Linked DNA regions of Homo sapiens: regions 2, 3 and 4 are each linked to region 1. Evidence: chromatin loops called from intact Hi-C (ENCODE). Cell type or tissue: endothelial cell of umbilical vein. All regions are shown on one strand. Region 1 has its middle 200 kb from the start of LINC02424. Region 2 overlaps SYT1 (synaptotagmin 1). Region 3 overlaps SYT1 (synaptotagmin 1). Region 4 overlaps SYT1 (synaptotagmin 1).

The links. A loop is a pair of places that touch in the nucleus more often than their neighbours do. Peaks named below come from ENCODE experiments on the same cell type or tissue, not always from the same donor. Only the 100,000 strongest peaks of a DNase experiment are listed, where the experiment ranks them.
Region 2: a loop joins it to region 1, with 4 times the contacts of the local background. A loop is called at or near these places in 10 of 110 quality-filtered maps.
Region 3: a loop joins it to region 1, with 5 times the contacts of the local background. A loop is called at or near these places in 3 of 110 quality-filtered maps.
Region 4: it touches region 1 in a loop (4-fold over the local background); 7 of 110 quality-filtered maps call a loop at or near these places.

Annotation. Positions count from the first base shown.
Region 1 is chr12:78,559,665-78,567,664 of GRCh38, reverse strand. No RefSeq gene overlaps it. Among named protein-coding and RNA genes, the nearest start is that of LINC02424, 200 kb to the right of the region's middle. In endothelial cell of umbilical vein, no CTCF peak of the experiment used is centred here; a DNase peak (open chromatin) is centred at 4,854; H3K27me3 peaks cover 253 bases.
Region 2 is chr12:79,004,232-79,012,231 of GRCh38, reverse strand. All of the region lies in intron 2 of SYT1 (synaptotagmin 1), which reads right to left. All of the region lies in intron 4 of LOC105369863 (a long non-coding RNA gene), which reads left to right. Among named protein-coding and RNA genes, the nearest start is that of SYT1, 140 kb to the right of the region's middle. In endothelial cell of umbilical vein, no CTCF peak of the experiment used is centred here; no DNase peak of the experiment used is centred here.
Region 3 is chr12:79,369,918-79,377,917 of GRCh38, reverse strand. The region is part of intron 9 of SYT1 (synaptotagmin 1); the gene reads right to left. Among named protein-coding and RNA genes, the nearest start is that of MIR1252, 45 kb to the left of the region's middle. RefSeq lists a silencer at 7,602-7,802. In endothelial cell of umbilical vein, a CTCF peak has its summit at 3,829; a DNase peak (open chromatin) is centred at 3,837.
Region 4 is chr12:79,341,159-79,349,158 of GRCh38, reverse strand. All of the region lies in intron 8 of SYT1 (synaptotagmin 1), which reads right to left. Among named protein-coding and RNA genes, the nearest start is that of MIR1252, 74 kb to the left of the region's middle. In endothelial cell of umbilical vein, a CTCF peak has its summit at 4,076 (motif pointing right); a DNase peak (open chromatin) is centred at 4,108; H3K27me3 peaks cover 187 bases.

The DNA.
Region 1 (8,000 bases):
TGAAATTTCTGTTTTCTAGAACTGGGATACTCTTCTTCCCCTGCCCTTGAACATCAGCACTCCAGGATTTGGGGGCTTTCGATTCCAGAACTTGCACCAGCAGGCCCTAATTTTCTCAGGCCTTTAGATTTAGACTGAGATTTATACCATTGGAATCACTTGTTCTAAGACCTTTAGACTTGGACTGAGCCATGCTATCAGCTTTCCTGGTCCTCCAGCTTGCGGAGGCCTATACTGGGACTTCTCAAGCTCCAGAATCACATGAGCCAATTACCCTATTAAATCTCTTCTCATCCACTAATCTATCAATCATCCATCTTACCTAACTATCCATCCTATTGGCTATGTATCTCTGGAGAACTCTGACAATGTGTCATTTTTAGTCATCCTAATGATTAAGAGTTAGATTTTTATAAATGTCAATATCACTTGGTGTGGCTAAGTTAAAAATGACTGAAAATAATATACAAAAATCCTTAATTCGACAATTCCACATAGATATGGGAAGCCCATGGGATGTGAGTGTTTAAGAAGTTTCATTAAATTGTTTTTGCACCTGAAACTACTATGATCAGGTTTATATGTTGAAAAAGCCAGAGCCAGCCTTTTCCTAATGTACTTTTTCTCAGGAGTAGTATGAACAAGTCATTGGCTATTTTCAGCTTCCATGAGCATCTCTCACAACTCTGTGGGGTAGGAAAGGGATCTACTAAATACTTGTAACATGATGTGATTTCTCTCTGACTTCTTTATTCATCCCAATTATGGCTTATTATATTAAAACAGTATGATAGAAGAGAAATTACAATAGTAGGAGTCAGAAAGATTTGTCCAAATCTTTCTCTACCAATATTGAACTGTAGTTACTAGATTAATTAAACACATAAAATTAAATTTTTCATCTTGTTTATCCTGTAGCAAAAGGAGCCAACGGGAACAACAGCGATATTTTCTTCCCATTTGTGTCTGCATGCATGATCTGAAGCTTGATTCCCTGCCAGTCACTAGAAACACAGGCATTTCTACCACACTCCTTCTAAAGCATCATGACACAACGCCTTGTAACTTTCAGATGTCCTGACATGATCATTGAGATTAAACATAAGAACACTGCTTTCAGGAAGTCACTTTATTTTCCCACTTGGAATGAAGAGCTTCTTGATTCCATATGCAAATTTATGCATACAGCATGTCAATTTATGGTCTCTAGATTCTCTGATAATATCTAGTAGCCTTATTGGTAATGACCATTGTTGCTGTGGGGTTTCACTGAGCAGATCTGGACAATAAAACCTGTGGCCAACATGTTTTCAACTGGCAAATCTGAAGCACTGCCAGGCTATCTAGCTCTTTAGTGACAGGTTTCTGAAGTCAGACCTGTCACCTCACCTGGAAGCACAAAATATTTCATGAAGATAATTTTTTGCATGTGTGTTGGTGAATGCTAATTTGGCAAGTATATGTATTATATATAAAATATGTGATATATATGAATGTATGCATGTGTATATATATCACTTATATATAAATATGTGTGTATTTCTGGGAAGGGAAACATTTGAAAGAGCACAGTGATGAGCTATGCAGAGAATGATACACCTGAAATTTATCAAAATTGAAAAGCAATAAGTAAAAACATACATCTTTCCTTTTACAATCTAGTTTGGTAAGTATTTTTAATTTTGGTGGCAAGTCTTTTCTAAAAAGGTCTAAAAGTGTTTCTAAAAGGTCTGTGCATACTGGTGTCTATACATACTGATGTAGCTTGGAGCTATAAAACTAGAGAGGTTGAGGCAGGGGGAAGGTTCCTCTCTTCTGTTTAAAGCTTTGGTGACAACTGATTTCATTTCTATGTAAAAAAAAAAAAAAAATCACATGCTGAGTCCTGTATCACAGCTTATTTAATGGTGTTACCAGCTTGAATGCACTTTAGACCCATATATATCAACACAAGTCATTTGTGACAAATTCCATTTTACTTAATGAAAAATTAAGGTATAATTGGCATGCATTTAGAGATTGGATCCCTCAAATTACAGATTACTTGGATTAGAATAGATTTCCCAATGGCTCTTCCTAAATAACTCTACCAGTCCCTGTGTGTTCTTGAGTGGTGCACTCCAAGCCATGGGCTCACTACAAGTCAAATGAGCATTGATTATGCCAAGAGACAATGTGGGAAAAAACTTTCAAATGCTAAGACATGGGGCACACATGTACTGTGAATTTTAAGTATAGTTCATCTTTCAGAGCTTCATTTTTGCAAGCTCTATTGCTCTAGGAAAAAACTCACTTATTTTCAAACAAGAGATTCAACTTATGTCCAAAATGTAATTTTACTTTGCCAGCCACACATAGCCCCAAAGTATTTTATGTCACTTAGGGAACCTAGGATTCTATGGGGCAGAAGTCCATGAACTGGTTTTGGTTCCTCTAATTCTCTTCTTTCTTTTTCTCAAATCTCTCCAATTCATTGATGTTCTAATTTGTATAACTTTCATGAAAAAAAAAAAGTGACAGCTTGAACACATCTAGAGGCCAATAACTGCAGTTGGCTTGACTTCAAATACTGAGAAAGGAATTGAAATCCAGTTATTTTCCCTATCTTATTGCTCCCTATCTTATTGCCCTATCTTATTGCTGGTAGGCTGACTTCAGCATCTGTTGAAATAAGCCAAACTCAGTATAATATAAAAGTGTTAAAATATATTTTTAAATAAGTATTTAAAAATGCTTAAAGATCTGGTTATTCCAGTGAATAGGTTTGTGATGTAAGCAGATATAAAAGTAGTAGATATATTTTCCTAATTTAGACAGGGTGTGATCCCAATTAATAAATATCTTCTCTTTAGAGCATTTATCCCCAAATACCAAATCAGGGCATTGGAAAGACAGGGGCAACAGGGTTGAGCCATGTTCTAAATTAAGGCTGGAAGATAACAAGCATTGCTGCTGAATTTCAGGATATTTTTACCACAGTAAGAATCCTAGTAGAATTAAAAAATATAATTTTCTTTTGAAGGACTCTAGCTGAGAAGCTAAGCAAAACCGAGGATAAGCTATTTAGTTTCCAGCATCCTGTTTTTGTCCTTTCAATCATTCCCTTCTCCTCTTATCCACTCCCTAAATGTCTCTATATGGGAGAAGCTTTGAGAATATGCTTGCTGGCACTAAAGACTCCTACCACTCTCCTGGTGTTTGCCCTGCCTTCCCTGCCAAATAGGTCTACCTCTTAGTCTTCTAGCTGATATCTTTGAGGAGACCCCAAATGTGAGGGCATCTCATAGGCCTCTGAGTTCATATACTGCAAAAATACCTTTACAATACATAAAAATCTGCTAAAATTCAGCAGTGACTGTTTCAATCTTTTTAGTCCTTTAGAACATAACACGGTCTCACCAGAGCACCATCTGAATTTATATATTAAAATTTGTGTACTTAATTTCCAGATGCTCAAATATTTTTGTAATCCCTTACCACCTCCCATTTCCATCTAAACTAAAATACTCAACATTTATATAATATGTTTTTCCCCCAAAGAACATTGCCCCAATTAGCTAACTAGTGTTCAAAATACTCTCATGAAGGGTGTTCAGATATATAAAATTATGCTTATCTCAAAGCTGCTGGAAGATTCATGGAACAATTTGGCATTCGACTTCCTTTCATTTTCAAACAGTACTTTTGCTATCATAAAATAAATTCTGATTTATTTTCAGTGAATAATGTTGCATATGTATATAACATTTTTAGACCTTCACAGGGAATGCAATGTGCTGTACGTTCTGGTTCAAATAATACTAAGAAATGAGTAACGCTGGCCATATGTGCTTTTACAATCATCTGGAATAATATGTGTTCAGAAGACATCCACTTTCTGGCATTCATTTATTCATTCATTCATCAAATACTTGTTAAGCCCTTGCCATGTGGCAGACATAATAACCTGGCAAAATTATTTACTCACCATGTAATAATTGCTACTATTTAATAAGAGTTTTAAACATATTACATCATTTAATCCTAACTTCAAGTAAAGTAGCTTTATTAGTCAAGGTTTTTCAGAGAAAAATAATATGGTATATACGTATATAAATGCACACATGCACACACACACACACACACACACACACACACACACACACACACACAGATTTTAAGGAAATGGCTTATACAATTATGTGAGCTAGGAGGTCTGGAATCTATAGAACAGACCAGGCTGGAAATTCAGAGAAGAGTTGATACTGCAATCTTGAGCGCTAAATCTGCAGATTGGAAACTCAAGCAGGGTTTCTACGCTGCAGTCTTGAGGCAGAATTACTTATCTTTCTGGAAACCTCAGTCTTTTCTCTGAAGGCCAACTGATTGCATGAAGCCTACTTGCTTTATGGAGGGTAATCTGCTTTACTCAAAATCCTACTAATTTAAATGTTAATCACATCTAAATACCTTCACAGCAGCATCTATATTGGTGTTTGAGCAAACAACTGGGCACCATAGTTGACAGATAAAATTATCCATCATAATGAGTATGACTATGCTTATTTTATATACAGGGAGGTTGAGGCTCAGAGAGAAAATTACTTGGATTTACTCAAATAGTAATTGAGAATTTGGGGATTTGGGCCAGTCTTGTTCTGAAGCCAGATGTTTCTCTCTCTATGGCAATATATGAAGGAATGTTACAAAAATCCAATACATAGTCCCTACATTTTAAGTATTTAGAATTATTTTTGGTGGTGATGCTAGGTTACAATGTATTCATTCATCCATTCCATAAATATTGAGCGTCTACTACGTAAAGGGCATTGTGCTAGGAGCTGGGAATTGAACAGTCAACAAAACAGATAATGGTCCTGCCCTCTAGTGGGAGAAACAAACAAAAGCCAATAAACATAAGAGCTAGCTACATATGTCAAATGCTAGAAAGAAAAATGAAACATGTAAGGGTGACATGGTGATTCTCTGTAGTGGTGATATTTGAGCAGAGACCTGAATGAAATGAGAGCATAAATCATGCAGATATCCAGAGAAAAGCATTGTTTTCAGTTAAAGGGAAAACCCAGCACAATAGCCCTGAGATGGATTGGTGTTTGGCATGCTTCAGGAACAGCAGGAGACCAGTATGGCTGGAGCACAAAGATGCAAGCCAGCTTATGGTGTAACAGATTTAATATAGCACAAATAGAACATAATTGTTCTGAAGACAGAGGGAATACAAGAATGATTTGTTTAGAAGCATGTAGAAAGGGAAAGATTCTTGAAAAGGAGTTCTAAGCAGGATATTTGAAATTAGAAGAAAAAGTGGGAATGATTTAGGGAAGTGCACTGAATCCAAAGATACATCAAATGAAAATGAAGAAACATGGATATGTATAATGGTTTACTGAGTCAGAGAATTCATATTGCAGAGAGATTACACAGATGACTAGGGGCCTCAGGACCATGGAGGAGAGGAAAATAAGTGAGTAAATGTGCAGGCTTAATGTGTGGATGTAGGCATGTGTCAAAGAACTTACTGTGAATCAATTATGAGGAAGTTAATAAAGAACTAAAATGCAGAAGCTTCATTTTGATATAAAATGAAAAGGTTGTCATTGTGCGTGTTCAAAATGGGAGGCTGATGCTGAAAGAAATATTTGAGGATAATAATGATTAACAAAATCACAAGTGCTTTCTATGTATTAAGCAGGTTTATATCCATTATGCCCTTTTTTTCTTATAACCACCATTATGAGATAAGATACTGTTATTATATCCTTGTTAGAGATGATGCAGCTGAGATAGAGACATTAGTAAGTTATTAAAAGTTACATAGCTAATAAGTTATTGAGGTGGCATTTTAACTCAAGAAGTCTGGTTCCAGAGCCCAAGCCTTAAATAATAGTGCCTTACAAAGGAGTCAAGCAACTCTAATGAAAATGTGGCCTAGCAATCTCTATGGCACATAATTGAATTAAAATCATGTTTGCAAAATTGAAAGAAAATTTAATTATGTTAAAGGGATAGAAAAATGTAAAGAAATTTAAATACAAAATATAGATTTGAGATGATGGTCTGGACTGAGCTTGTAGCCATGGATGCAGAAAATAAACGGGCATCATAATAAATAGAACATGATGATGGATTTGATTTGGAAGGTAAAGGAGCAAAGACAGTAATTCTAATGTTGGACGCTTACGACTATCAGGAAATTGGCAGTGAGAAGAGCATAATCATGTATCACTTACCATACCAAACATAAATTCAGTTTCATTTAATTCTCCAAACACTGTGAGGTTTCCAAAGAATACTTATTTCCATTTTACAAATAGCATAGGTCAAATATATGCCCCAGTGCTATGCTGATAGCAAGTGGCAGAGTCAAGATCAAATCTGAGTCTGATCTGAGTCCAAGAGCCAAACTCTTATTCTTCAACTTTTTGTCAGGTTTCAAAAAGTCTCAGTATTTAGGAGATTCTTCCAGTTATACCATAAGGTTGCCTACATATGAAAGCTAGATAGGCACTGAGGTTCAGGACTGAAAATGCATATTCAGGAATTATGAGCAAAACATCAATGTGCTTGCAAAAAATAATTCAGAAGGGGAAGAGTTATGACCCAGAAGTGATGCTGGGGAGTGGGTGAGATGGAGGAAATGGGGAAAAAAGATGGACACTAGCTGATGACAGAGAGTGAAGATCAATAAGTTGTTACTCTTTGGCATCGAGTTCTTCAGAGCAAGAAAATTCAAAACCTTAGCAGTGGAATGACACCTCCACCATGCCGTTTCATCTGCGTCCCCTGCATAAGTGAACACCATCTGCTATGGAGGCGGAATGGTGGTGAATTGGAATAGCAGTCCAGACTCAATTTTGAAAACTTGGCAATGACTTTACATGGCAATTTGACTGAAGTTTGCAAGGATGTAGGAGCTTCCTTGTGCTAGCCAACTTACTGTGCAGTCTCAAACAGAAACAAGCAAAAAACCTTGCGTATTCTGTGAAAATGTTCTTGTGTTTTTACCAGAAGAAATAAACCTTCAGAATAACAACCTAGATTCCAAACAATATATTCCCCATACTGATCTGGCAAGATTCCATCATACAAAATTAAATAGTAGGTTCAATGTGTGTAGGGGAAGGCAGGGCATTTGGAGGGGAAAGACTGGCTCAGAATGTTGGTAGCCACAATCTGTTACATAGTGCACCAATATCTTTTAAATGGGCAAATTGATTATTTAGCATTTAATTCTAGCTTTGGAAAATTCTAGAACAGAATAAACCAAAATAACTCATGCATTTAAAATGTGAGTGGCATTTCATGAAAACTGTTTGATCTCGTTTCTTAAGGATAAGCCCAGCAGAGCTAAGTTATCCATTTTAAAGCAGTTAGACAGCTGTAAAATAGAGTAAATATATATTTTCCTGTTTTCTCTACTTTTTAGAGGGGCAGCCAGCAAGTATTTGGAGACAGAAGAGTAGACTTGTGAGGGGAATAAACCCTGAGTAGCCCACACAGGCTTGCTTAAACCCCAAAAGTGCCATTTGAGCAGATGGAAGATTCTGCTTGCCTTAGAAACTACTCAAGCATCCCTTGGGCTTAATTGTCCCAGGTGTTGTGGCCATCTGCCAGACTTGTTTACAACAAATGCTTGCTTAAAAATGGGATACTGAAATCTCACAGCTTTCTTAGGATGTGGTCAAAGAGCATATGGAATTGGAAATTAAATCTTGAATCTTAAATCCACCATTTCCATTATGATAGCTTCTGCAACAGAAGAGACAAGAGAGATTGATTAGGCAAGGTGAGTTGTTGACATAAACTGAAAGCAAGAGAATATTTCAAAGGTAGAGAGTAAAGAATTCACGGACACACTGGGAACTAAAGCTTAAGAAACAAATTTTCATAGAAAACTATTTCATTAAATATTTGTGGTGAGAACTCTTGGTCATTTAGGTATACATTGGCCAAGATTCCAGAGAGATAAGCAAAAGAAGGCAGCAAATTAACATGAGTAA
Region 2 (8,000 bases), 440 kb before region 1:
ACCTCTTACCGCTACAAATTCCAGGTTCTCAGGTACAGCCTGAGAGTATGCAGATATAATACACCACAGATGATTCTCTCCCTTTTTTTTTTTTTTTTTTGAGACAGAATCTCATTCTGTCACCCAGGCTGGAGTGCAGTGGGCTGATCTCGGCTCACTACTGCTCCCGCCTCCTGGATTCAAGCAATTCTCCTGCCTCAGCCTCCCGAGTAGCTGGGACTACAGGTGCACACCACCATGCCCATCCAATTTTTGTATTTTTAGTATAGTTGGGGTTTCACCATGTTGGCCAGGCTGGTCTTGAACTCCTGACCTAAGGTGATTCACCCGCCTCAGCCCCGCAAAGTGCTGGGATTACAGGCGTGAGCCACCATGCCAGGCCTAAAACACCCACAGATGGTTCTTAAGAAAACCTATGTTTATATTTTAGGCAAAGTTTCCTAATTATTCATATATATATGAAACACCCAGGGAGCTTATAAAATGCAGATTCCCAGGATCTACTCCCAGAAATTTTAATTCAGGAGGTTTAAAATGGTGATTGGTCACAGGTGTTTTTTTTTTTTTTTTTTTTACAAATCTCTGGAAAATGTTAAGAGCAAAATTGGCAGCTATTGTTTTAAAAATTCTTCCCTAGTTTATTTGAACTATTTCTAGCAAGATCTTTCAGAAAGCATATAGATTCCTGTGTTGTAAGTTCTTAGAGGTCAGGGACAGTTTTTTTCAACTTTCTCTCCTTAATATTATGATAGGATTAACTCTTATTTATTCTTAGGGTCTCTGATGAAATGTTATTTCCTTCTTGACTAGATGGAATGCCCTACTATAAATTTGCATATTTCTCTGTAATTTCCCAATCTGGTCACTCATCACACTTCCTTGTAATAAACTGATTAATTATCCTTCTTCTAAGCTGGTATGTAAACTTAAGGAGATATTGTTTATTGTATGCTCAAGAGAATCTTTAATATCTAGCAGAGTACCTAGCAATTAATAAATACTTATTGCATGAAAAAATATGCAGTAAATGTTAAATAAATGTTTCCATTACTTGAAGACTGTGGTCTCTTCCTTAACTTCCTCTTCACTAATGACATTATATTATTTCGAGTAAAGTTTCATATTATATTCTAATGCAACCTTTTAGCCATTATTTCTTTTAAGAAATAGAACGCAAATTCTGTAAGAACTTCTCAACAATGATTGGCATAATGACCTAAATCTGGCTATTTCTCACCATCTCTGCAGGTACAATTCTAGACCAAGACACCTCTGTCCTTCCTTCCCTTTGAGGGGAAATAAAATAGGTTTGGAAAACGACAACATTCTTATGGGAGCAAGATTGCTCAGGAATTAGGTAAATATAAAATGAAGGGTACAATTAGAGGATCTAGCTTTAGAAGAAAATTGTCTTCATAAAATGAATAATGAAAATACAGATAGAAAGGTGAAATGATTAGGATGACCTCTAGAAAAAATTTTGAACTTCCATAGGGATGACTTGAAAACTGATAGCAGGACAGGACTTTATGAGTCTGTAGTGAAGGAACAAAGGCATAATCAGTGAGAATCAAAAGATCAGAAGATCTGGGTGTTTTGGAGGCATTATAGGAGGAATTGAAATTTTAAATCAGGAATCCAGGTTTAATTTAAAAAATATAGTAGGGAATAGTGTAGTGGGCTTTATTTAATAAGTGAGGGGATAAAATATAGATACCTCCTCTCCCCACTTTCATATAAAGAGGTGCGGTCTTCATCAAGGGAGGCAGTAGGAAATACTACTACAAACAGCTTGGTCCCTGCTGTGAACACATAAGGAAACATTTTGAGAGGAGAATTTGTTCAGAATGAAGTGGAGGATTCCATAGTAGGCAACCAAAGTGAGAAAAGGGCATGTGATAGATACATGTGAGACATTCCCCACCTTTTATTTTCTGAGAGAAGCTGGAGACACCTCTTTACTCTAATCTTGAACTTCAACTTGGAAAAAAAATCATTCAATTTGTTTCTATCCAATTTTCATCTTGTCATGGTCTCTTTTCAATTCTAATTCTATTGATTTTTCAACCTCTCTCTCCATCATACTAGGAAGATATTGAAAGAACAGGATAAAGAAACATTAACCTACAGTAATAGTAATAACCTACAGTATTCATCTAGCAATAACAAGAAACCCATAAAACCTCCAGTACAAACCTCAGACTCACATAGCAGTATTCCATTCACAGACACTGAAAGGCAAGTAAGAAATGTTGGAAATATTATCAGAGCTCAGTATTGTGAATCTGGGAGAGAGAACAGTGACAGCAATGAGGGGAAAGTGCCATGAAACATAGAGGATGCCGTCTGTGCTAAGCTCAAAGTACCTGTGGAGAAAAGCACCAAATCTAGATTCAGAAACAAAAATAAAAGAAAGGAAACATAGGATGATAATGAAACAAATGGAATTGATATTGATGGGGAAACAAAGAAGAGATGCAAGTGAAAGCACATCAAATTTCAAAATGCTGAAAATCTAAACAGTTAAGAATGTGAGTTGTAGACTTTTATTCATTTCAGTTCTAGTTGAACAGCTAGATGATATTGGCACAATGTTTAACCTTTCTAAGCCTCAGTCTTTATCAGTAAAACGGGGATAATTATGTTACTTACTTCATAGGGTATTTCCATTGATTAAGTGAAATAAAACATACACGTGTTTATCATGGTACCAGGGAGCAAGTAAGAACTTAATACCTATAATTTAATATTAATAGCTATGATTTGCATTTGCCAATGCTCATCCATAAGGAAGTATGCAGACAACCAAAGATTATTCTGAGGTCAGGGAAGACTGAAAGTAGGTTTGCCTACTGCTTTTGACAATCCACAGAGTGTATGGCCTTACATAAATAATTGGAATTCAAAAACAAAACAAAACAAACAAACAAAAACCAGAGGGCTCTTTATCTAAATGGTGAAGTCACTAAGATTTAAAGTATTAGTGTAGGAAAATACGATACACAGTAATCATAGAGACTTTTTTCTCATAGAAAGTACTAACCATTTATAGAGCTCTTAAAATATTGTTTTGTATTTCATAACAGCCACAACAGAAGTTGTCACATAATAACAAAAAGAGGTATCTTCGTGCAAGTTAAACATGTAATGAAAGTGAACAACTCATATTTTAAATTTGATGGAAGGCCACTAAATGGAACAATCATGTTCCAAGTAATCTTGGAACCATAAACATGGTTAGAGCAAAGCTAAAGTTTCTATAAATTTTACCAAAATGTTTTTCCTATAGAAGAAAATTGTTCTTGAATCATATTTTCTTTTCTAGGTAGTAGAGAAAATCAGTTCATGGAGTTTTAATTGATCCCCTGCTGTGTACTTCAAGCTATGCTAGACACGGTGTGGAGAAAAGACATGGGGGCACTTGTCCAGAAGGACATTAGGCAGGAAAACAAGGCTAGCAAAAAGCAGGAATAAGCAAAGGGAGGTGGCTGAGAAGGCATTTGGAGCACCTTACGTATCCAACATACTGCTGATTCCAGGATCCTGGAAATCATCTGTGATTCTGTTCTTTCCCTCACTCTCTACATTATCATAACCTATCTATTCTGTCTCCAAAAAGTGGTCCAAATCTAACTACTTCATATCGTTCTCACAGCCACTATTATAGTCTAAATCACTTCCATTATTCTCTTCACTCTCTTAACTCTTATCTTTTCTCCCTATAGTCAATATGCTACCCAATAGCCAGAGTAAATTTCTTGAATATATCTGGGATCATAGTATTTATCTGCTGAAAACATCTCAGTGGCTTATTATTGTAATTAGAATTAAGTCCGACCACTTGTCATGGCTTATACGATTCTACATGCTGTGGTCATGCCTATTTCATCCAATCCTCTCTTCTTCTTTTTACTAAATTCCAGCCATACACTTCTATCTGCTCCTAGAACAAACCAGAGTCACTCTTGCCTTAGGACTTTTGCACATGCTGAATCCTCTGCTTGGAGCCCTCTTCCTTCAGATATTCCAGGATGGTTGTTATTCTTTAGGTTTCAACTAAGAGGTGACCATTTCAGACAGCCTTTCTCTGACCATGCTATACAAATGGACCTTCTACTCCCAAGTCACTACTCATTATTCCCTTTTTATCTTCATGTTTCCCCTCACCACAGTAATCACTATTTATAGGCATATTGGTTATTTTCTTTTTTTTATTTCACTAGAGTATAAGTTCCTTGAGGGCAGTGATCCTGGCTAACATATTTATTACTATATCTCCAAGTGCTTCCTAAAACCAGTGCCAGACACTTAGAAAGCATTTGTAGTTGAATGCCGAATGACTGAAGGGGGCCATTACTCATACTTTTTATCCACATGCATTTCCTATCTCAGAATCTACTTCCCACATACTCTTCTGCCTTTGATGAACTTTTGCACTGAAATTATTTCATTACCTCTCTAATGAGAATTGAGCTCTCAAATCTACTATTCACCTTCTGCTCCCAAAGCCTTTTCTTGACACCTCCCAGGAAATGAAGGTTGACGTATGGGAACAAAAAAGGGTATAAGTATGATCTAGCTTTTGTCCTCCATTCCCAAATTAACCGTTCACTAACTTCTGAGTTCAAATGATCTATTAAATTAAGAAAAAGTAAATTCTAGATATTTGACATAGAGGTCCTTAAGGGCATCAAGTTCCTGCAGTACTGTTATTACCACATGATGGTTAAACAGCTTTGGTCAGGACTGATCCAGGCAATAATCTCCTAATAATGGTAATGAAGCTGACTACAAAAAAATACAATAATCACATAAAACATGCATGTTTTCACCCTCTAGGAAAATAGTTTCCATGTGCTCAATGACTAATGTGTCTTACTTTTCATTTTAAATACCCGAATAAACTAAGAGCCATGAAAGTCCAGAGGACAAGGTGGTCAACATGGCTTGGAGTACTTAACGAAGCATCACAGAGGAGGAGGGACTTGATAAAATCTTGAATTATGGATGAATTTAAACAGTTGCTATATTTAGTCATATAATTTCCCCTCACATAATTTTGAGGGGAGATTTGCTTCTCCTCTATGCCCAGTTTCTCCTGGCTGGCTGTCATGCCTGTCAGCAGCAGGAGTGGCCCTTTTGCTGAAAAATGGCCAACAAGGTAACTGTGAATAGTTTCACATTGAAAACACTTATAAACTGAAATGTTAATGGGCAGAGAGCTTAGGGGTATATTTGTAAGGATACAGACCTACTTCTTTCTTTAGAACTCTGCTAGTGGCTGGAAAAAATTTACAAAGCAAGAAATATCAGGAGCTATATATCAACCAAAGTCAATAATCAATGCAAGACATCTTAATTACCCATTAACAAACTGTGTTTCAAAGGAATTAAGTGTGATCATAATGCATTTTGCCAAAAGCATCAGCATGGCTGATAGTGGAGAAAGCAGGAACTGTGTTGCAGGATCCTCCCCTTTTCCCCCATTGCAATCAGACTTACTACGCAAAGCTCTGAAGCTTTCCGAGAATATCTTCTCACAAATATCTAACGATCCTACATAGTATATTTCAGATAACAAAACCCAAAACAAAAGAAAAAATTCACACACACAAATAAATAAAACAGATGGGACAGATGTCATTTCAGGGGCTCTCAGAAGATGGCACCAAATACTTATCCCTACTGACTGCCAAAAGATAAGAAAAGCCAAATATATATCATCATCATCATTCTTAGTAACATGACCAGTTTCTCAAGAAAAGCACCTGTTGTCTAGACCTCATTTACAGTCACTGCTGCTTCTGCTTTTTCCCCTCATAGAGCATTCCAATGACAACATATTATGGGAACCACTTCTTACATACTAGCCACTCTTTGGCCTTGGCAATTTCAGCCATACAGGAGTCACTTGATCCATTGGCTAGTCTTAACCAAGCATTCCTTTGATGACCGAATCTAATACTTTAATTCCCAAACCTGATATAAGTGATCTTCATACATGGTCACAAGTTGGCCTGCCAGAGACAGGAAATCCTGAAAGTAATGAATGCCATCATGTCCTCTCTAAGCTAAAATAGAAATTGTATTTTTAGTCAATTTCAAGATTTTGGTCCTCCCTAGAAGAAAACCTTGAATGAGAAGCCTCTCTAAACTTTTTATTCACAGTCACATCTGGTTGTTAGGAGATGAGGCCTGTGGTCTTTTGGCATCTTAAAAGGTGCACCAAACACTTTCAATGCAAAACAATTAGGGAAAAGAAATGTAGGCAAACAGAGCGCCTATCCAAATGGCAATACTCCTTTGGGTATCTGATTCTAACCCATGAGTGTTGAAGTGTTTCCATGGTGGGAAGGACAATTTGAAAATGTGAGTTTAGACTGGGGCCCTCATGACATATATACCTTCAATGGGACCAGTTCTCAACTTGAAATTACTTTTGAACTCAGTGAAAGCTTTTGGAACTCTGACAATTTTAATTCTTTTCTGGCTTGGTAATTAGTAAACTGCATGGCCAATGCTTGTTTAACTGCCTCTCTTTTCAGTCCATAACCTACATGTCTATGTAGGGGCCGTGTCTATTTAATATTAAGGACCATGTCTAGTATCTATCACTAATAATGCTATTATATATGCAAAAATAATAAAATCACTTCTGAAGGGCTTCCTATACTCAGATATCCCATTAAGTGTTTTACATATACTATCTAATTTAATACATGATTAATGTACAACAGCCCTGAGATAGACATTATTATTGGCCTGAGTTTTCCTATAAGGAAACTGTAGATGAGTGAATTAAAATTACTTGTCCTAGATCTAGAGCCAGCAAAAGGAAAACTGAGATTGCAATCCAGGTTTGTGGGACCTTAAATTCCATGTTCTTAATATCCATGGGGGGTATACTTTCTATTAATAAATATTTATATAATTGAATTTCATGATATGAATAAAATATTATCATGAAAAACATTACTAATAAATAGGTTCAGATATATTATGAGCTCATTAATACTCTCTTTCTAAAGTCTATGGCTGGCCTATAACACATGTTGGATGCACCCTTGAAATAAGGTTCTCCGCTGACTTCACATATAGCTAAGGAAAATAAAATTAGCATAGTCACAGAGAAGCCTTATTTGCTAGGACTGAAAGTGCTAAAGGAAAGTTTTACTGTGCCCACACAATAAGCATCTTTTTATAAGATGCTATCTATTATGGTTTTCAAGTTACCTTCTATGAAACCCTGGGGTTTCATACAACTAAAGTTAAGCTTCAAGTTTTTGTGTAAACTCTGCTTTGAAAGTTTGAAATTATATGAGCATATTATTCACCAAACCAATATTATTGTTTAATAGAAAGGATCTTAGAGTTAGCTATATTGATCTATCACTTATAACCATGTGACCTGGGCAAGTTACTGAATCACTTTCTGCTCCATTTCCTTTATCTAAATATGGAAATAATATTTTCTTGATAATGTTGTTGTGAAATGAAATGTGGTAAAGTACTTAAAGGAAGCTGAGACATATTAGATACAAAATATTGGTCTAGAGTCTTCTCACATCTGTATCAAAATTGCATTATTATTTTCACTCTGTATTTATGAACAATTGCTACTGTACTAATAAAATATCCAAAAGCAATTGCAACATCAAATCTTTCTTATCTTTAGCCCTAAGCCAACAAAACAAAATAGCTATTTTATTGACATTTTATTGAAATTTCATTCAAATTACTTATGCTAACTAAAGTAATTTATACAATTACTTATGCAACTAAAGAAAACGATAGTATAATAAAAATGGCAAAATTTGTGTAGAGCTCAGTAATTCCCAAGACTGTCCTCAGTGCTTCATATCCAAATCTTGGAATTGATCAGGTACATAAGAGAAGTCAGTGAGAATTAGATGAATTAGTTACATGCTATAATTACTTTAACAGAAATTGCAATTGTCATCACTTTCATATTTATAATTTGTTTTTAATAATAATATAGC
Region 3 (8,000 bases), 810 kb before region 1:
ATAATTTTGGTGGACTAACTGCATATTAGACATCTCCATTTGTTGTCTTAATTGGTGTCATAGGCTTAATATGTCCCTAACCAAGCCCATGCTCTCCTCTCTTCCTGAACCTGGATTCTCCCTAGACCTGGACTAGGTCTTCCTGACCCTGGATATTCTCAATCTATAATTAGTACTAAATAATTCTAGAACAAAAGGGAGAAAGGGAAGCTAAGTTGTTTATACAACAAAGACAATATGGGCAAAGCCTGAATTTCCAAAAGCAACTCTGCCTGAAGTAAATGTGATTAGATTTCAGGATGCAGATATATTCTCTTGGAAAGCAGAAGGATAACAGAAACACCACACAGTGCTTCTTAAAATCTGTTTATAATTTAAATAGCCCTGAGAATTTTTATATTTTGTCCTGTCACTACAATTGCTAGAGCTTTTATCTAGGCCACAATTACCAACACATATAGAAGAAAAAAATAAATTGGTGGTTAAGATTTAAGCTATTTAGAAAATAAACACCTTAAAACACATGTTACCGTAATCCTAGAACTTTGGGAGGCCAAGGTAGGCGGATCACGAGGTCAGGAGATCGAGACCATCCTGGCTAAAACGGTGAAACCTCGTCTCTACTGAAAATACAAAAAATTAGCCGGGCATGGTGGCGGTAGCCTGCAGTCCCAGCTACTCGGGAGGCTGAGGCAGGAGAATGGTGTGAACCTGGGAGGCAGAGCTTGCAGTGAGCTGAGATTGCGCCACTGCACTCCAGCCTGGGCAATGGAGCGAGACTCTGTCTCAAAAAAACAAAACAAAACAAAAAAACAAAAAATGTTACATAAACATCTCTAAAAGGGAAGATTTAACAATACATGGCACACAGTAAGCATTCAATAGATACTTGTTGAACGAATGAATGAAATTGAACAATAAGGAGAAATATGAGCTAAAATTCAACATGGATTTTATTGCTTTCTTGTTTGCCCTAGAATAAGAGTTCTGGAAATCTAATGAATAGATAAGTCATATATTTACAATTTATAATGTGATATCGGGCAGTGAAATATAAAGGTATTTTGGCAATTTAGATAAGGAGGCATGCAGACGTTTGTAAATCATTAATGAAATGGGCCATTTACCCTACCTGTGAATTTAAGTTAAAAGTTAGCCTGAATTATGCATTGGAAAGATTTTGCTTCATTTCCAGCTCACTGCAATGTAAACTAGAAAATTGCCCATTTATGTCAGATGTGTGTGAACCAGAGCAACTCCATCTTAAATAGGAGCTGGGTAAAATGAGGCTGAAACCTACTGGGCTGCATTCCCAGACGGCTAAGGCATTCTAAGTAACAGGATGAGAAAGGAGGTCAGCATAAAATACAGGTCATAAAGACCTTGCTGATAAAACAGTTTGCAGTAAAGGAGCCAGCCAAACCCACCAAAACCAAAATGGCGCCGAGAGTGACCTCTGGTTGTCCTCACTGCTACACTCCCACCAGTACCATGACAGTTTACAAATGCCATGGCAACATCAGGAAGTTACCCTATATGGTCTAAAAAGGGGAGGCATGAATAATCCACCCTTTGTTCAGCATATCATCAAGAAATGACCATAAAAATGGGCAACCAGCAGCCCTCGGGACTGCTCTGTCTATGGAGTAGCCATTCTTTTATTCCTTTACTTTCTTAATAAACTTGCTTTCACTGTGCACTGCAGACTCGCCCTGAATTCCTCCTTGCACAAGATCCAAGAACCCTCTCTTGGGGTCTGGATTGGGACCCCTTTCCTGTAACATTTAGATTAAGAAAGTTTCTTGGAGGAAGTGCGTCTCAGTGGAAGAAGGAAAAGCCATGTGGCAAAATGAAGTGTAATGAGAACTTGCTCAAGAAAATAAACATTATGGATAAGATAGATGTATAGAAATGATTAATCATTTTTCTTTATGACTTTATTCCAAGTTTTAAATAAATGATACAACATATTTATCCTTGTAAGGCAAGAAGCAAGCATGGATAGTGATAGAACTACAAGGTGGGAGATGGTTGGCTTTATCATTGTGAGTTGATTTTTTTTTTCCATTTATTCATCAGGTACTTTTGAGTCAGGCGCCCTGCTAGGTACCTGGTTTATATGGATGATGACATGGCCCCACAATCTAGAGGGGGCATCAGTCAAATAACAAGTTAGCAATGAAATTTATATTACCAGTTGTGACACTATGAGCAATAAGTGAAGCAGACAGGTACAAGAATAGAGAATAACAAAGAGCAAGGTAGGGATTATCTTTGGTTTTCAGATGATGGAACTGATATTTGAAGAGGATAAGAAAATGATTTGAATTCAGATGCTTGGTGAGTGGCAGAACTGGGATCCTAATCATGTCAGTTTGATTCCACAGCCTGAGCTGGAATTAATGTTACAGTTTGCAGCACAAACTCCCTGCTTAAATCCCTGCAGTGGCTACTCACCACCTCTGGAACATAAAGTTCAACTTTCCTGACTGGGCTCTGCCTCTCTAACTTCATTTCTTAGCAGCTCCTCTACACTACACGATCTGTTTTGTACAACCAGGCCTTAGCTCTCACTGTCCTTTTGGCCTATCCCTTTGCCCTGCACAATCCCTCAACCCGGTTCTTGGTTTCTCCAGGAAGCGCCCACGAAATCTCCAGTGGAGGTTAAGTACTCTTCCTCTGAGCTCTTGTGAAATCCTGTTAATTAGCTCCCGGCAGGTTACTACCTGTGGACCAGATCTGGCTGCTGCATGTTTCTGTAGGTCGTAAGCTAAGAAAATGTTTACATTTTTAGAGTTGAAAAAAATAAAAAAGATTAATATTTCATGACATATAAAATTACATGAAATTTGCATATCAGTATCCATAAATAAAAAGTTTGATTAGAACACAGCTATGTCTACTCCTTACAGACTGTCTGTGGCTGCTTTTGTGTTGCAATAGAGTTGAATATTTAGTTGCGAGAGACCATGTGGCCTGCAAAGCCTAAAATATTTACTATCTGGTCCTTTACAAAAAAAGTTTGTTTACTCCTAATCTAAATCACACAGTATTTTAAAGTGGATCTCCCTGAGCTCGTTCCAAGCTCTTTGTAGGCAGGTATCACAAAATCCATCTCACTACCACCAGCTCTCCAGCTCCTCACTGTGGCACTTAGTAAGTAGGCATTTAATACATATTTGCTGAATATGTGATTCCATACTTTTGTCCACAGGGTAGTTCTTCAAATCCTTGTGAGCAGCCATCCTGCTACCCATCCAGTGTTTCCCTTTATAGGTGCAACATCCAGCCATTCCTATCCTTCTGGTGACATTGAATGTCCTGAAACTAATCTGGTTTAGTGCCTCTTTACATCATCTGTTTTTCTTTTTAAAACCCGGCATTATTTTTGAAAATTATGAAGAAATTACCATTTGTTAGAATGTGTACCCTTTTAAAATAAAAATTAGGTATCACATTAATAAATAACAATGATCTGTCCTTCTGGTTAATGAATAGTTGGTCTATAAAGACAAAACTTAATCAACATGATATCATCTTTTTCTCTTTGGTAAGAGAAAGGAAAGGAAAATGTATTTGCTGGCCGACTTTTGGTTTATAAACTTGAAACCTTTAGTTTCTCTGATCTCCAGTGTGGAAAAAATAAAGTAGAAATTCAAATATTTACTTCTGGCACCCCAGAAGAAAATACCAGAGTTTCTACTTTATTTTCTTCTTCTAAAAATAAAGGATTGGAAATTTACTGAGGTCTGATGTACAGTATCACAGAGGTGCCCCTGTTCTGGCATGATTCACACGCAGTACTCAAGGTTTCCTGAGGGTGGCATGGAAGCGCCACCGTGGGGTGGGGTGCCAGAGGGGCCTGCACTTTATTTGCTGTTAGCATTTTTCTATGTATTGCGCTTTATGTGAGCCCAGTTAAATTGGTTTATAGATTATGTTATTTAATTGTAACCAAACTACTCTTCACAAAATGAGCATGTTGCCTAAAATGAGTCCTGAACAACAACTGTGGCTTGAAGAAAACTTGATAATGCAAACACGAGTGAGAAATGAGAATATGACCCAGCTGGTACCTCTTCTTCAGCTGTGCTCTGTCAGTCATGCCTACAGGTAAAAATGATCATCTATTTCAGGTTAGAGAAGCTGGCTAAAAGCTTCTCTAAAAGTTTAAAAGTTTTAAGCTTTTAAAAGTTTTGATTTAAAAAAAATAAAAAACTTCAGTCGATGTGATATATTGACATATTTTCTGTAAATTCCAAACTAAGTTCATATTAAATATTATGAATATTGTGCATTTGTGAGGCATTTTTTTGATGTGACCATCTATAAAACTAAGTGTTGAAATAAATGGAATCTAATATTATGCTTGTGAATTGCTACATTACAAAGTTAAACAGATATCTTAAAGAAAAGTGAGGCATATTTATTATTAACAAATTAGTAATTATATTTTAAAGGGAGAATAACATTTTTATCATTCATAAAGCAAATTGTAAAATGTTTACTTTTGCTTTATCTTTTACATTTTTTGACTTTTAAGTTTATAATGTCCATTTTATATTACTATAGTGGTCTATATACACTTACAAACCTACAAGTAAATGTATAAAGAGGAATGTGCTCCCAAAGTTTTACTGATAGGTGAACATCATCAACATTAAAAGATGTCTGATCTCATCGGACAAACCTAAGCTAGTTAAGCACAAATTGTAGGAGAGGATATTCCTCTCTCCCCCAATCATTTTCATTTTTACAAAATGCTTATTTATCTGGTTTACCAATAATTACTTTTTTTGATGAAAAGAGATATAATTTTGAGAAAAGAATTGCCTATACTCCTAAATCAGAGTCTACATTTTTGGATGAGGGAAATATCTTGTCATTTCTCTCTTTCACAGCCTGATAGAATTTGTGATCATTTATGATTAATATTTTTGGTACTTACTTATTGTTGGTCTCCTTTTTGAGAAGTTAGGACCCAAAAGTGGAGAGATAATGTTCATGGTATTGACTGAATTTCAGGTGCCTAACACACAGCTGAACTCAGATGGGGTGCACAGTGCGTGCTGATGGACAACTATTTAGAAGCTAGAGATAAGAAGAGAGGGGAGGGATGAGGGGCTGTTGTGGGTATGGTTTCCTCTCCCTCTGAGATCACAGCAAACCATGGACCAAGAAGGTGACTTAGCCCTGGAAATGAAATTTTAGATCTACTTGTTGGGGAATCCTCCTGTATAATCAACAGCTTCAGTTCACTTTAAGCATCATTTGCTTGTTCAGAAATACTGTCAGCCTTCCGGAGTTTGGTCTACATTTCTCAGCCAATACACAGTGATTTAGACTGTGTCTACCCTTATGGCCTCAGCTTAAAGAACTAGCTGTAATATTGGGCCTAAAGGCTGCTGACCTTTCTATGGTAGTAACATAATGGGCAATCCTGAGTGTCCATCATAGGAATCACACAACAACATAGCTAGGCTGTGCTAATCAATTTTTCTACAAATTATAAATATAATCTGGATAACTTTATCCAACATAATAATGTCTTATAATCATTTCAGTTCATTTTGATTTGTTCTGATTGAATTTAATTCACTTTACTTCAATTCAGTTCATACTATATGTTAAACACTGGGGATTAAGTGAACTATTCGAGTTTTCATTTAATTTAATTTCTTCATGGGGGCCTACAATGTGCTAGGCGATGCTAGATGACGGTTATGCAAAAGTGAATTAAGTTGGTCTCCTTAAAGGAGTTCACAGAGAAAGAGCCACGAATACCTACAGTGTGTGATAAATCATGGGACGAGATAACTCCAGTGCACCATGGGAACACAGAAAAAGAAATAATGAGGGTGTTGGCAACCCTGATGATTAAACAATTCATTCTCATGAATGAGAAAAGGTATGTACAGAACACAGTTGAAGAAACACAACAGTCAGTGATCAAGTGAAAAAACGTGGACAGTATAAAGGTAAAGAAGAACAAAGATGGGTTTAGGATATGTGGGAAGTTTCCTGGAGGAGCAAATACTTAAACTGGCTCTTCCCCCTCCACCTGTTTTTCTGGACTACATTTTACCAAACTAAAAAAGGAGGGGCAGAAAAGAAAAAGGTAAGATGCTATGAAACTTTTTATCTCAAACCTCTGAGGCATGACTTCTGAAATGATTAAAAGTAAATTAAAACTGCCCAGGAAGTCACAGGCTGCATGTGAGTGTCTTCCCACCAGGAAGCCACAGCTCACTGTTTCACGGCCACTCTTTTTTGTATTATGTAAACTTGTAAACACTAACCTTCCTCTTTTTTATAGTCATTGAATAGAACACAAATTCCTTCTGGACATTATTTTCCAGCAGAAATAAGAAACACACTGAAGAAAATGAATAAAGAGCAATTGTTTCTTTAGCTCATTAGGGCATTTGCTGTTTATGAAGTCGCAGGGATTTGCATGTGTTGGCATTTGCAGGCACAGTTGGATAGCGTTACTTTGTCAAAATAATCTATAGAGAGTATTCATTGTGAGTCAACTGATGATCATTTTGCTGCTCAAGAGCATTCATTATCTTCTAGAGTTGAGGTTTCTATGATTTGGGGATTATGGCCAATTGAAATTACAGTGTGCACTGTCTAGGTGGGGGAAGCTGTGAGTAAGTGGGCAGGCTTAGGTAACAGATGCAGCTGGAGTGAGGAGCTGGGCCTTTGCCATTTCTTTACCTTGTGACCTTGAGCGAGTCTCTTTTCCAAACCTTAGTTTTCTCATTCATATATGGGGATAACCATACCTACCTCATGAGAGTATGAATAGGATTAAACAAGACGAAATTAGTAAATGCACAGCAGAGAAAGCACTGACTAGATTATAACTATAATTATTATTAGCAGTAGTAGTCTTTCATTCGTATTATCTTAAGGAAAAAATAAAATAATCACTTTTGGTGAGGATACATTTGTCTTTAATAGATGTGCTCTTCCATGGGCTGATGTTGTCTTTAGGCTGGGCATGATCTTTTAGAGTTTTAAAATGAAACTTTAGAAGATTGGAGGGATTTAATAGGTTAATTCCCTAACCTATGGCAGGTAGGTAGGGTACCATCCCTAACTCAGTATTTCTTTTATTTTTATTTTTTATTTTTATTATTATTATTTTTTGAGACGGAATATCGCTCTGTCGCCCAGGCTGGAGTGCAGTGGCGCGATCTCTGCTCACTGCAAGCTCCGCCTCCCGGGTTCACGCCATTCTCCTGTCTCAGCCTCCTGAGTAGCTGGGACTACAGGCGCCCGTCACCATGCCCGGCTAAATTTTTTGTATTTTTAGTAGAGAGGGGGTTTCACCGTTTTAGCCAGGATGGTCCCGATCTTCTGACCTCGTGATCCGCCCGCCTCAGCCTCCCAAAGTGCTGGGATTACAGGAGTGAGCCACCGCGCCCGGCCCTAACTCAGTATTTCTGATAAACTTTCCTCTAGCTTTTGTTTGGGAACTAAAATGGGAAGAACCAAGTATGGATTTCCATCACTTATACTCATGGATCCCAGTTCAGGTCTTTATAGTTAATAAGAGTAGGTTCAATTCTTTTCTCACATTTTTCAGACAGTTATGTCCTCTTTGAATTCTGTATTTTGCAGCTTAAACATCTCCAATTGCCTGAACTGTTCCTTAACTGAGACTGTATCTGCCCTCTGCATGACCCTGATTTCCTGCTGAATTTGCTTCAGAAAGTTAATGTCTCTCCTCTTAAGTGTGTTTTCAGAAATGAATGCAATATTCCAGATCTCTCAGCATAGAGTATAGGAACTCTGTTGCCGGAGACTCATTTTTGAAATAAATAATCTCGGTAATAAGATTTCACAGTTGTTTTACATTTAAGATTAAATCATTTTGAAATTTAAATGGAAAGTTAGAGAGGCAATGATAAGAACCACCCATATTAATAGCACACAGAAATAAAAAGAAATATCTTTTTGCTCACTGACCCACCCAAGATAAAAAAGATTCC
Region 4 (8,000 bases), 780 kb before region 1:
CCCTTTTCTTCCTTCCTTCCTCTTCCTTCCTACCTTCCTCCCTTCCTCCTGTTTGTCCGTCCTTCCTTCCTCCCTTCCTTCCCTCCCTCCCTCCCTCCCTCCTTTCTTTCTTTCTTTCTTTCTTTTTCTTTCTTTCTTTCTTTCTTTCTTTCTTTCTTTCCTTCTCTCTTTCTTTCTTCCTCTTTCTTTTTCTTTCTTTTCTTTTTTTCTTTCTTTTTCTTTCCTTTCTTTCTTTTTTCCTTTCTTCCTTTCTTTCTTTCTTTGTCTTTTTTCATCTGTCTTTCTTTCTTTCCTTCCACTTCCACATCCATGTCAATATGAGCACCATCTCTATATGATACTTGTCACTATCACTACCACCTTCACCATCCTACACTATGACCTCTGCTACTACCAACACCACCATTTCAATCACCTCCACCTCCATTTTTACCATCAGTTCCATTGTGGTTAAGCCCTAGTGACATTTCTGTCATATTTTCTGAAGTAGTCTGATTAAAGACCTCTTTAGTTATAGTCTCTTCAAAATTCAATGCATACTACATACTAATGCCAAGTGAATGTTTGAAAGGTCTGAACCCCTCTTCCTGACTTTCAAGAAGTTTTACATTTTGCCTCTGTCCTAAATGTCTAAACCATTTGCTCTTGTTTCACTGCTTCTTCAACCCTTAGAATATATTTTGAACCTGACCACATGCCTTCATTCATAGGGTTATTACTCTAGTCCAAGTAGGGTGACCAAACATCCTGATTTGTTTAAGATCCTCCTGGTTTAAGATCTAAAAGTCCTGCATCCTGGGAAACCCCTCAGTCCCAGGCAAGCCATGACCAGTGGCAACCTTAAGTCCATGTCATTGTCACTTCTGACCTAGACCTCTGTAATAGCCTCATAATAGCCTCTCTGCATCTCTTCTTGCTCCTTTCTAGTTTCCTTCTCACATAAAAGGCAGCATGATCCTTTTAAAATGGAAATCTGATCATGGGACAATCCTACTCAAAGCCCTTTGAGATCTTCCCTTTTTACTTAGAATAACATCTGTTCCTTACACTAAAAGGCCTGATATGATCTGCCCCCTTCGTATCCTACCACTGTTCTCCAGATTTCACTTCCTCTTTCCAAAACATGCCAAACACACTTCTATCTGAGGATCTTTGCATTGCTGTTCCTTCTGTCAGCAATATTCTCCTAGATACTGGTATGAATTGTTTCATTAGTTTATTCAGCTTTCTGCTTGCATGTTACCTCTTTAGGGACTTTTTCTGTGGCCACTCTATCTAATGTAGTCCAATGCAGTCCTAAACACAAACATTACCTCTCCTCTTGCCCTGCTTCTTTTTTGTCTTAGCACCCGTCATTACTTGACATTCTATTATGTCTATTTAGGTTTTCCTCACCAGAATATCAGATCCATAAGAGAAAAGACTTGTTTTTCTTACTGCTGTGTTCCCAGCATTGGAATAGTGTCTATGCCTACTGAATGAGAACATGCAGCTTTCTTACAACTGAATAAGTCAGGTTGGTCTTTTCAGCATCTTCATTTGTCATATGTTGAGTTCTCTGAGGAAGCAGACTCAGGCAGATTTTCAACATGAGGTTTATAGGGGTGTGTCCTTTAGATCAACCCCTCTTTGGGAGTGAGGGAATCAGGATTACACAGGTTGAGAAGTTGGGCTGTGATACAGTTACATCAAGACCTCAGTCAATTCTATGGGGAACTCTGGAGCTGGGAGAGTTCTTCAAAGATATTTGGAAATGGGGCAACAAGGATGAGATTTTATCATCCTGAATCCCCCAAACATTGGATGTGGGCTGCTCCTACATCTTGGGTGAGCATCTTTTCAGCTGAGGGTGATGCCAGGAAGGGGGAACTCAGTTATGAGCTATAAGCCATCAACACTCCTGACAGCCCAGTTAATAAATGCATTGGTCATGAAGATGGTACAAAGATTGGGAAGTTTGCTACAGCAATCACTATTTCTCTGTGAGCTATATTCCTTCCAGTTACCAGACTTTTGCTTAGTTGGAAAATCCATCTGCAATCCTTTATTCCCTTCTGCCTAATCAAATTACTCCTAACCATTAAGCCCTAGTCCATGTTCAAAAAAAAAAAAAAAAAGAAAAAACAAACACACAAACAAACAAAAAAACCTCCTTACTATTCTAGCCCACTTGGATTTCTGCTAGCAATTGCTTTATAGCTGGTAGAATGGTGCCTCGAGATTACTTTTTCCCTATTTATTTCTTACACGTGAGCTCAACTCACCTTAAACTCCAGAAGAGCAGGGACTATATACTACTTTTCTATGCCTAGCTCCAGGCACATAATAAAAGCTTCGAAATAATTGTCAGTTGACTGTATTGAAATGAGGTCCTCACCAGTCATCTGCTTTGTAAATAGCACTGATGTTAGTGCTTTAACAACAGTGTCTCCATTTTAATCCAGTCAAGTAACGAATTTTGTTTGGAGCTCCTCCTTTGTACCTAGTGCTATGGACACTGTCATATTAGCCCTGTCATGAAACTAGAAACAAAACCATTTCTGGAGGTATAGCTTTTATAAGATAATTTCAAGACCCTGTAGGGTTGCAGCCAACACATGAGTGCTTTTGCTGGTGTGATTATCTCATGAAGGGGCCTTATTACTATTAGGAATTTCAGCTTTATGTGTAATTTATTTTAGTCAATTGCCTTGATCACTAGGTGGAAACTGCCAGTTAGTGTTAGAAAAGTTCCAGCTGTGAGATTCAGAGAAATTTACCTGCTCTTTTAGAATATACAGCTGACAATCAGAAGGCAGCTTTGTTCTGAGCAGCTTGATAATTTCATTATTTTTAAAAAAATGCAGCCATTGAATAGACACAAATTAATGATTTACTAGACAACGACAAAAATACCTTTCCTTTTTGAAAAGCATTATAGATAATTAGAACAGAGGTCATCTCCAATGGATAAATAAAAAGCTTGATTTAAAATGAATATTTATTTAATGGCTCTGTAGCCCCATACATCGTTTTATGTGGAAAAAGATGGGTTCATTTTAGTGACCTTTGCAAATGGGGCTAAGTTCATACATTTGATGGAAACACTGTACTCTTGAGTGAGTTTTTCAAAAGTACCTGAATTAATGCTGTGACATTTTAAAAGGACATTCTATTTATGTTAATTGTAAGAAGATTTTTCTATGTGTTAAATTGGCAACAGATTCTTTGATGAGTAGATGGTTTTTCTCTGAGGTTGGGAGTCTTGTTTAGAGGTGACATACAAATGGAGACCCAATTATCTCTCAAATGAAAATTCAGACCATTTGCATAGTCCCCATTAGTAAAAATACTAAAACAGTCTTCACTTATATGAAGGACAATGTTAGGTTTTTAATTTTAATAAGATAATATGTGGCTTTAAATATATCTTTTGGGTGGTAGCATTTTTCAACTTCATTTTATTCCTGCATTACTCTCATACTCCTGAAGTATCTGCCAAATCGGTATTTACATCTAATGGACCAGATGGTCACAGTGTGAAATGTTGCTGTGTAATGTGTTCAGGCTAGAAAGACTGAATCTGGCCTAGTCTACAAATGTATAGTAAATTGTTCAGGTGAAAGAGAGTGTATCTTTGGATGCTTATTCTTTAGGCATACTCTGTAACTCATTGGTTTATATTCGTTCATTTCTTATTAAAAAATAATTACTGAGTTCCACCACAGACTCTTCTAGGTTCTAGTCTAGGCTCTATGGATACCTAGATGAGTAAAAATATAATGCATTGACTGTACTACAGAAGTGGCACAAATGCTATAGGAGGTGAAGATTGAAACCTTCCAGGGTCTAGTAACTAAGGAGAGGGGGACTTTAGAGATTTATTCCCTCAATAATCGTTATAAATTTCTGCAAGCCACCCCAAATGCATGTTCTTTGTAAAACCAATGTGCTGGCCATGCAAATGTAGCTTTAAGACAAGCCTTCTAGTTTTCCCCTTTTAACCAGAGCTGGTGTCTGTGGGAGGAGGAGGAGGGCAGGGGACATATAGGTGTCCTGGAGGAGCGGTTACCTGAGCTGAGATAAGGAAGGTTCGGCAGGAAGTCAGGATGAACCCTGTCCACAAGAGGGCATGAGTGTTCTAGGCACAGGAATGCATGTACACAGTACTATACCCCTTGAACAGCTTAAACCAAGTTACTCTTCTGTAAGTGTAAAATTCATGTAATTTAATTGAAAATGGATTTCCACTTTATGATTTAGAAATTCAAAATTTCCTCATGATGTCCATAATTTATATTTTGATTAACTGATACACTTGTGGTCCCATTAGAAATAATAATTCACAGAAAAGCAGATATTCTGATGTGATCAAAATAAGGATGAAAATAGAAAATCAAAATGCTTCTTAAAAGTGACAGTAGGCCGGGTGTGGTGGCTCATGGCTGTAATACCAGCACTTTGGAAGGCAGAGGCGGGCAGACTGCTTGAGCCCAGGAGTTTGAGACCAGCCTGGGCAACTTGGTGAAATCCTGTCTCTACAAAAAAATACAAAAAAATAGCCAGGTGTGGTGTGATGCGTGCCTATAGCCCCAGCTACTCAGGAGGCTGAGGTGGGAGGATTACTTGGGCCCAAGAGGTGGAGGTTGCAGTGGGCAGAGATCGTGCCACTGTAGTTTAGCCTGGGAGACAGAGCGAGACCCTGTCTCAATAACAAAAACAAACAAAAAGTGACAGTAAAGTACAGTATAGAGTGGTGGAAAGAGCACTGGACCACCATGTGTATTCATTCACTATTTTTTGGTATAACTGATATTTATTGGGTACCTCCTCTGTGCCAGGCACTGTTCTAGGCACTTGGGCACAGTGGTCAGTAAGACACGCAAAGTCAACAAAATAACAGTAAAATAAAAGGCATGTTTGGTGAGGTATGTGCTGTGGAAACATGTAAAGTAGGTGGGGAATAAGGATAGCAATTTGAAACAGGAAGTTCAGGGAATGTCTGTATAAGAAGGATTTGAAGGAGGTGAAATGTGGTCAACTGCTTAACCATCGGGATCCACCTTCCTTGTCTTTATAAAACAGGTCTGGATAACACAGTCCTGAAGGTTCTTCTGGCTGGGAAATCATATATTTCCATGATTTTACTTTATTAGAGCTACCTGTCTAGTTTTTCTCTCTGTTTTACTGGACTGAACTAATAAATGGGTGTTTTAAGCCACGGAGTTTGTGGAAATTTGCACATGTAGTCGAAACCAGTAAATGCACTCAGTTCTTTTTCTCTATCCTTTCCCTCTCTTCTTTAGTTATCTTCATTGCAGATTTCATAAGATAATCCATTGGAGTATGAGAAGACAATATTAGACCTTCTATTTATATTTACTTTTATCCCATATTTTCAAAATTGTGTTTCATTTATATGTTTTATAAAACACATCATATATTGGTATAGCACAATATATATATGATTTATAGAAAGACAGAAATATTGGGAGTATGTGCCAAATATTTTATTACTGACAAAAGACAAAATAACATTTGAGATCTTTCTTTCAACATTAAAATATGCTTAGAAGATTCCTCAGTGACTTTGTAACAACATGGACTCTATAGTCAGGCTACTTAGGTTCAATTCCCAAGTCTGCTTCTTATTACCTACTAAGCCTCAGGCAATGTACTTTCTCTTCTGTGCCTCACTTTTCTAATCTCTAAAATGGAAGAATAGTGATGGAGTCAGTAGAATTACATCAGTTAGTATGTAAAAAAGGAGTTAGAAGAGTTCCTGGCTCACAAAATGTACTGTGTGAGTGTTCGCTATTATCATAACAAAATTCCTATTTCAACTATCCTCTTTTCTACATGTGCCATGTCTCTCTGCTCCTTTGCACAGCCAAATTTCTTGAAGAAATTGGTTACAATCACTGTCCCCATTTTTTCATGTTCCATTGATTTCTCTCTCCATCATTTTATTAAAATAGTTGCTACTAAGATTTCAAATGACATCCATATTACCGAACCATTAATATTTTGCAGGTCTCATTTCCATGAACTTTCAGCAGAATTTATTGACTCCCTTTCTTTCCTTGGATTCTATAATACAATGATTTCCTGATTTTAGTTTCTCTGCCTCCCTGGCCACTCACTCTTGGTCTCCCTTTGCAGGGTGTAGTTATAACTAACTTCTTTTCTTCATAAACTAATCTTATCCCAGTATATGGTTTTAGTTATAATATGGAAGTGATTCTCCAGTTTGTATCTCTAGTTTAGATATTTTCTCTAAGCCCCAGACTTTTATATCTAACTGTCCACTAGTCATTGAATATCTCACACTCGTTTTAGACTCGAATGCCAAAAACTGAATTTATGATCTTTCTTCTAAATCTGGTTCACTCGATTTCAACAAATGATATTAGCATCCAAGGGGTTGCTTAAGCCAGAAAACTGGGCATTATCACTGATCGTTGATCATTGACTTCTTTTGAGTTCTGATTTTATTTATCATAAAATCTCTCAATAAGTTCACTTGTTTCCATCCTTATAGTCTTCACCATGTGATCAAATAATCTCTCATATAGATTACTCCAATACCCTCTTAATTGGTTTCCTGAAATTTACTCTTAGAATACAATTGACAGAGTCACCTTTTAAATAACAGGCATCGTATCTCACTCCTATAATCCCCGCACTTTGGGAGGCCAAGGAGGGCGAATAGCTTGAAACCAGGATTTTGAGACCAGTCTGGGCAATGAAGCCAGACTCTATCTCTACAAAAAACAAAAAAATAGCCGGGCATGGTGGTGCATGCCTGTGGTTCCAGTGACTCAGGAGGCTGAGGCAGGAAGATCAGTTGAGCCCGAGAGTTTGAGTCTTCAGTGAGCTATGATTGTGGCACTGCACTCCAGCCTGGGCAACAGAGCAAGACCCTGTCTCTAAAAAACAAAACATCAAAAAACCAAATCTTAAAATCCTTAAGTAGGTCTCCTATCTCTCTTGAGTTAAAAGGCCCAAATTCTTATGATCATTTAGAATAATCTTCAAGTTCTATTTCCTACTTATTCCTCTGCCTCATCAAATGCCTCTTTCTCCCTCTGCGCAACAGCCACAAGGGGAAAGCCTTCTTTATATCATTAACTGTGCCACGCCACCTACACTTTCAGAGGCTTCACATAAACAGTTCCTTTTGCTTGACATTCTGCCCTCTTGCCACCCTCCCGTTTACTTAGTTAACTTTCACTCATCTTTCACATCTTTCTGAATGACGAGGCGGGTGGATCACGAGGTCAGGAGATCAAGACCATCCTGGCTAACACGGTGAAACTCCGTCTCTACTAAAAATACAAAAAATTAGCTGGGCATGGTGGCGGGTGCCTATAGTCCCAGCTACTTGGGAGGCTGAGGCAGGAGAATGGTGTGAACCTGGGAGTTGGAGCTTGCAGTGAGCTGAGATCATGCCACTGCACTCCAGCCTAGGCAACAGAGCGAGACTCTGTCTCAAAAAAAAAAAAAAAAAAAAAAAAAAGAATGAATGTATTTATTAAGTATTCCACTCTGGCAGAGACTGCCAGAGTCTCTGTAGTTTACCAAAAGTCCACGCTCTTCTTCCTGAGAACACAGCTAGACTACATTTCCCAGCCTTTCTTGTAGTTAGATGTGGTCTTGTGATTGGGTTCTAGCTAATGGAATGTGAACAGAAGTGATGTGCACCACTCCTAGACCCAGTCCCCCAGAACTCCTACCCATGATTTTTTTTCTTTTCTATGTCTGTGATAGTGACCTCAGAGTGACCTTGGAAGCTACATGCTGAAATGCTGAAGATGGCAGAGGTTCAGTGAGACAGGATCCTTGAAGATTTAATAAAGCAGAGCCCTACCTGCCAAGACTTCTCTTTTGCAGAACCCATTACGTGTTTGGGCCTATTTGTTATTGTAGCCTAGCCTGAAATAATTAATACTAATAATAAATAAATGACTTCTAAACAGTGTTTTCAGAAGTATAATTAGTGATCCACTTAAAAATCTGTG